Regions from separate parts of the Homo sapiens genome. Here region 1 is linked to region 2. Evidence: chromatin loops called from intact Hi-C (ENCODE). Cell type or tissue: left ventricle myocardium inferior. All regions are shown on one strand. Links, peaks and the distances in the headings refer to the core of each region. The heading gives the core; the rest is flanking DNA. Region 1 overlaps LAMTOR5 (late endosomal/lysosomal adaptor, MAPK and MTOR activator 5). Region 2 overlaps RBM15 (RNA binding motif protein 15).

Evidence for each region. Hi-C counts contacts between places; a loop is a spot of excess contacts. Peaks named below come from ENCODE experiments on the same cell type or tissue, not always from the same donor. Only the 100,000 strongest peaks of a DNase experiment are listed, where the experiment ranks them.
Region 1: a loop joins it to region 2, with 4 times the contacts of the local background. A loop is called at or near these places in 85 of 110 quality-filtered maps.

What each region holds. Positions count from the first base shown.
Region 1 is chr1:110,401,263-110,404,021 of GRCh38, reverse strand. LAMTOR5 (late endosomal/lysosomal adaptor, MAPK and MTOR activator 5) reads left to right here. Exons shown (of 4, transcript NM_001382293.1): 3 at 1-103; 4 at 2,439-2,759. The coding sequence ends at 2,499. Among named protein-coding and RNA genes, the nearest start is that of LAMTOR5, 5.1 kb to the left of the region's middle. In left ventricle myocardium inferior, for the core only: no CTCF peak of the experiment used is centred there; no DNase peak of the experiment used is centred there.
Region 2 is chr1:110,346,104-110,348,887 of GRCh38, reverse strand. It overlaps RBM15 (RNA binding motif protein 15), which reads right to left. Exons shown (of 3, transcript NM_022768.5): 3 at 2,211-2,580. Among named protein-coding and RNA genes, the nearest start is that of RBM15, 8.1 kb to the right of the region's middle. In left ventricle myocardium inferior, for the core only: no CTCF peak of the experiment used is centred there; no DNase peak of the experiment used is centred there; H3K27ac peaks cover 460 bases.

The sequences.
Region 1 (2,759 bases), core at 260-2,759, 55 kb before region 2:
CAGATGAGCATGCTGGAGTGATATCTGTTCTAGCCCAGCAAGCAGCTAAGCTAACCTCTGACCCCACTGATATTCCTGTGGTGTGTCTAGAATCAGATAATGGGTGAGTAGATTTCAGCAGATCCTTTCCTTTTTGTTCAGAAAAATTCCTGGTAAAATTGGCGGGGGCCGGCCCTGTGTTCATCAGTGATTCCTTATTCAGACTACTTTGGGAAAAGTTCTTAATCTTTTGAATCACAGGAACAGACAAGTTGATCCCTAAAGCTAATGTGCTCTCAGGCCACAATGCTATTTAAATGAAGAATAAGAATTGGCAGAAGCTATCAGTTTACCAACAAAAAGAAAGTAACAAATAGCACAAAGGAAAACTAATCAGAGAATAAAAATTACTTTTTTTTTTTTTCTTTTTGAGGCAGGGTGTTGCTCTGGCACCAGGCTGGAGTACAGTGGTGTGATCATGGGTCACTGTGACTTCAACCCCACCGGGCTCAAGCGATTCACCCAACTCAGCCTCCCGAGTTGTAGCTGAGACTACAGGTGTACACTACCACACCCAGCTAATTTTTGTATTTTTTTGTAGAGATGAGGTTTCACCATGTTTCCCAGGCTGGTCTCGAACTCCTGGGCTCCAGTAATTTGCCCGCCTCAGCCTCCCAAAGTGCTGGGATTACAGGAATGAGTCACTGCACCCAGCCAAAAATTACTTCTAAAGCAATAAAATTACTAAAGATATTCCAAGTGATGGTCCTCAGAATAATATGTGAAAAAAAGTATATATATACAACTGCTACTATCACAGCCTTGTAAAAAGAAAAAACATACAGTCATGCATTGCTTAACAATGGGGATATGTTCTGAGAAATGTGTCAGGCAGTTTTGTTGTATGAACATCATAGAGTGTACTTAAACCTAGGTGGTACACCCTATTACACACCTAGGCTGTATTGCTCTTAGACTACAAAGATTTGTAGCCTAAATAATGTAGGCAGTTATAACAGTGGTATTTATGTATCTAAACGTAGAGAAGATACAGTAAAAGTATGGTATAGGGAAATTTTTTAAAAGGTATATCTGAATAGGGCACTTACCATAATGGAGCTTACAACACTGGAAGTTGCTCTGAGTGAGTCAATAAAACTTTTTGACTTTATAATAACACTTAAAACAGTTGTACAGCTGTACAAAAATTCTTTTTTTAAACTTTTTTACTTTTTAGACTTTTTTGTTAAAAGCAAAGAAGAAACACACATTAGCCTAGGCCTGCACAGGGTCAGGATCATCAATATCACTGGCTTCTATCTCCACATCTTCTCCCACTGGAAGGTCATCCAGGGCAGTAACATGCATGGAGTTGTCATCTCCTGTAATGATGATACCTTCTGGAATACCTCCTAAAGGACCTGTCTGAGGCTGTTTTATAGTTAACCTTGTCTTAATAAGTAGGAGTAGTATACTCTAAAATAATGATAAAAAGTAGGCCCGGCATGGTGGCTCACACTTGTAATCCCAGCACTTTGGGAGGCCAAGGCGGGCAGATCACTTGAGGTAAGGAGTGTGAGACAGCCTAACCAACATGGTGAAACCCTGTCTCTACTAAAAATACAAAAATTAGGCATGGTGGCAGGCACCTGTAATCCTAGCTACTCAGGAGGCTGAGGCAGGAGAATTGCTTGAACCCGGGAGGCAGAGGTTGCAGTGAGCTGAGATCACGCCACTGCCCTCCAGCCTGGGCAACAGAGCAAGACTCCGTCTCAAAAAAAAGAAAAAAAGTATAGTAAATACATAAACCATAGCATAGTCATTTATTATTATCAAGCGTTACGTACTGTACATAATTGTATGTGCTATACTTTTTATGACTGGCAGCACAATTTGTTTACACCAGCATTACCACAAACATGTGAGTAGTGTGTTGTGCTATGTGATGCTGGGACGGTTAAAAGGTCACTAGGCAATAGGAATTTTTCAGTTCCATTATAATCTTACGGGACCACCATCATATGTAGGGTCCACTGTTGACTGAAGCATTGTTATGCAGCACATGACTGTATCATATACATGCAAAGAAAACAAAGACCAGTAAAGCCTTTTTTTTGTAGTTCCAGCTACTGAGGTGGCTGAAGCAGGATTGCTTGAGCCCAGGAGTTTGAGGCCAGCTTGGGCAACATAGCAAGACAGTGCCTAAAAAACCGAAACAAAGAACCAGGGAAATATTAACAGTGGTTGTCTGTGTGTAGTAGGATTAAGGATTCATTTCGTGTTCACATGCTATATGTTTATGTATTTCCCAAATGTTTTGTTATGTTTAAATATTGCTTTTATACGTAGAAACAATTACATTATTTTAAATATTGTATCCTAAAGCAAACAACATCTTTAATCTTGCAGTGAAGTCCCACTGATTACGTTTTACTGAATATTTTCTTCCTGCATTTCAGGAACATTATGATCCAGAAACACGATGGCATCACGGTGGCAGTGCACAAAATGGCCTCTTGATGCTCATATCTGTTCTTCAGCAGCCTGTCATAGGAACTGGATCCTACCTATGTTAATTACCTTATAGAACTACTAAAGTTCCAGTAGTTAGGCCATTCATTTAATGTGCATTAGGCACTTTTCTGTTTATTTAAGAGTCAATTGCTTTCTAATGCTCTATGGACCGACTATCAAGATATTAGTAAGAAAGGATCATGTTTTGAAGCAGCAGGTCCAGGTCACTTTGTATATAGAATTTTGCTGTATTCAATAAATCTGTT
Region 2 (2,784 bases), core at 285-2,784:
CATTTAGAAAAGCCTCAGATGGCAGCCATCATCTCATAACCAGCTGTTTTAAAAATTCTTATGACACACTGAGAACCTGAAAAATTCCACTGTACTTCATTTTTTCCCTTTTACTATATCAAAGTATGGGTACATAAGCTGCCTAGCAAAACAATCCAAGGAGCTCTATCTTGTGGAAAAAGTAGCTAGTATAGATCAGCTATTGTAGTTACTAGATACTGGATGTCTTCCAGAAGAGATGAAAAAAATAACAATTCTATTCAAAAATTTTGATCCCATTTGAAATAAAGCAAGGAAACCTAAGTTGTATTATATACTAAAAAAGCTGGGCTTGTGATAAGTTGCCAAAGCTTCAAACTTGATTAATGTGGGGAAGAAGGGCTCAGAAGGCTGGTAAAACTAAATAAATACTGAAAATGTTAAGGGGAGACAAAAAAAAGCCAGACTTCTCAACACTGCTTATTAATTTCCCTAAAGTTAAGGTTGCCTAATTTTATAATCTCTCTGTGGGACAAAAAGAAAGAAAGAAAGAAAAAATCCTGGCTAAAATATGTATCATTCACAATCTGATGGCATACTTTTGTTGCTGTTATACACTGTAATGTCTTAACTCTGAAGTTTAGAAATCAGTATTCGTAAACAAGCAACGTTTTTACAGCAGTAAGTCCTCCTGCATCATTAAATCATGACTAAGGGTAAAGGCCAAGGTTAACAGCAAATGTCAAAATTTTAAAGGACATAAAGGCTATAGGTCCCAAATCCATAACCAAGATTTTAAAACTTTGGCTCCCACATTAAAAGTATTTTTTTAATGTTAAAAATAAATTTAAAAATATCAAGTAGAACAAAAGTTCTGACCTGAAATATGACACTTCGGTGAAGGAAGCTAGTAATGGCAGCAGAGTGCCTTAAGGCTTCCATCTAGAGAAACAGACCCAAAACATTAAAAGCCCTCACCCTATTAATTATAATGCATTTTGACCTCTAAAAACCCTCTTACCTGTTTACAAGAGTTTATACAGCTGTTTGCCACTGGAACACCACCTTGCAGAGTATAACCGTGGCATCCTTTGTTGATAATCACCTGTTGCCTAGCAATCATCATCCCGCATGGAGACAGACAGCACTAGGGCTCTTCCATCCGAGGTTAAAATTCAAAACAAGCCCAACAAGCCTGCATTTCAAGGTGGTCTTCGTCTGCAACTAGTTAAGTTTAAAACTGGCAAACAACAACAATGGTGTCTGAAGCCAATGGTGCAGCATTGCTGGCTTCCTCTTGAACTCCAGCGTTGTCACCGTGCACTGAAGTCTCCTGCTGCAAACAGGGGAGTTGTTCTCCTGTACTGGGAACAGGCTTCCAAAACTCAGGAGCCCCTCTGTACAGGATAATGCAGGAACTAAAGGCAAACATTTTTCCTCCTTAAGGATGCCTCCATCTTTTTCCTCACAATCTGTACTACCAACCGAAGTGACTGGGCCTGAGTGTGCGTTCGTACCTATGAAACCGTCACGGTGCATGCACATCCAAGGCATGTGGAACCAAAGGTCAAATAAGGCACAGATACCAAGTAACGGTTCTAATTACAAACGCTAGCTCTCAGGAACTCTTCATCCATTCAGAACTAAACCCATCACTGCATAACTCTGGTAAGAAGCCCCTGGAGACGGAGGAGCTCCTCAAATGTGTCAGGAAAGGCTTTATTAACATCATCATTAACATTTAAAAAGCAAACGGAGCATTTCTCCTTCTTTTGGCAATTTGGTGCAAATGTTAAGTGCAAGATAAAGCAATTTCAAACTTTTCTTCAAATTAAAAATGAAACTAAGGCCAAACGTGATGGGTGAACAAAATAAATCAAAACTTAAATTTCAGCAACTCCAGCTCTTCAAACCAGCAAAAGCCCCCGACTCAGGCACTGTGGTGAGGCTTAGGGTGCCTGCCCCGGCTTCTTGCGTGCCAGCAAACAGCACCATTTCCTCATCACGTTGAGAACCGAGAAGCAAATGATCCCCTTCACTGCAAACAAAGGGGGTCAACAGTAACACTAGTGATCCTTCAGAATTGACACACCGTGATAGTCAAAATGAAATTGATGGTCTCCCTGCTTCTTGCTCAAGACATACAAGATCTGAGCAGCAGCAAGCACCCCCTCGGCTGCAAACAAAGGGGTCAAAGGTTTGCCGTCAATTCACTTCCAGGCAGAAAAACATTTTCCTCAAAAGAAACAATTTATTTAGAATAAAACAAAAGCAGCTCAACTGTGAGCGCACGTTTGAGAGACAGCTACTCTTAAGCTGTGTGAGCCATAAAAAGGGTTTTTCTTTACTTTTCCAGAAATCTTGTGTACACAGCACAAATCAAAGAGGTCATTTTTTTTCCACTTAAAACACCGGCATTGGCATCACAATAGCAGATACACAACTTTAAGCTGCCATTTTAGTAAAATGCACAAATACTAAACAGATTAGCTTTCTTCCATCAGAGGCCCATGTAAACTCCACATAAGCCACAACTTCTCTTCAAAAAGGTCCATTAGAGCTTTGAATTCCATATCTTCATCCGCTGTTCAACCAGTTTTGCTTGCGGAGGGGGGGAAAAAAAGGTTATTCAGTACAAATGTTTACAATATTAAAAATATATATATTTCCCCTATGCCATTATAGATGAACATAACATTAACAAGACCTTCCTGGATGGTTCACCTCAACTTCAAAAAGCACCAATAATACCCACTGGCATAAACCTTGAAATGAATTTACTGTATGAATAGACATATAACAAGT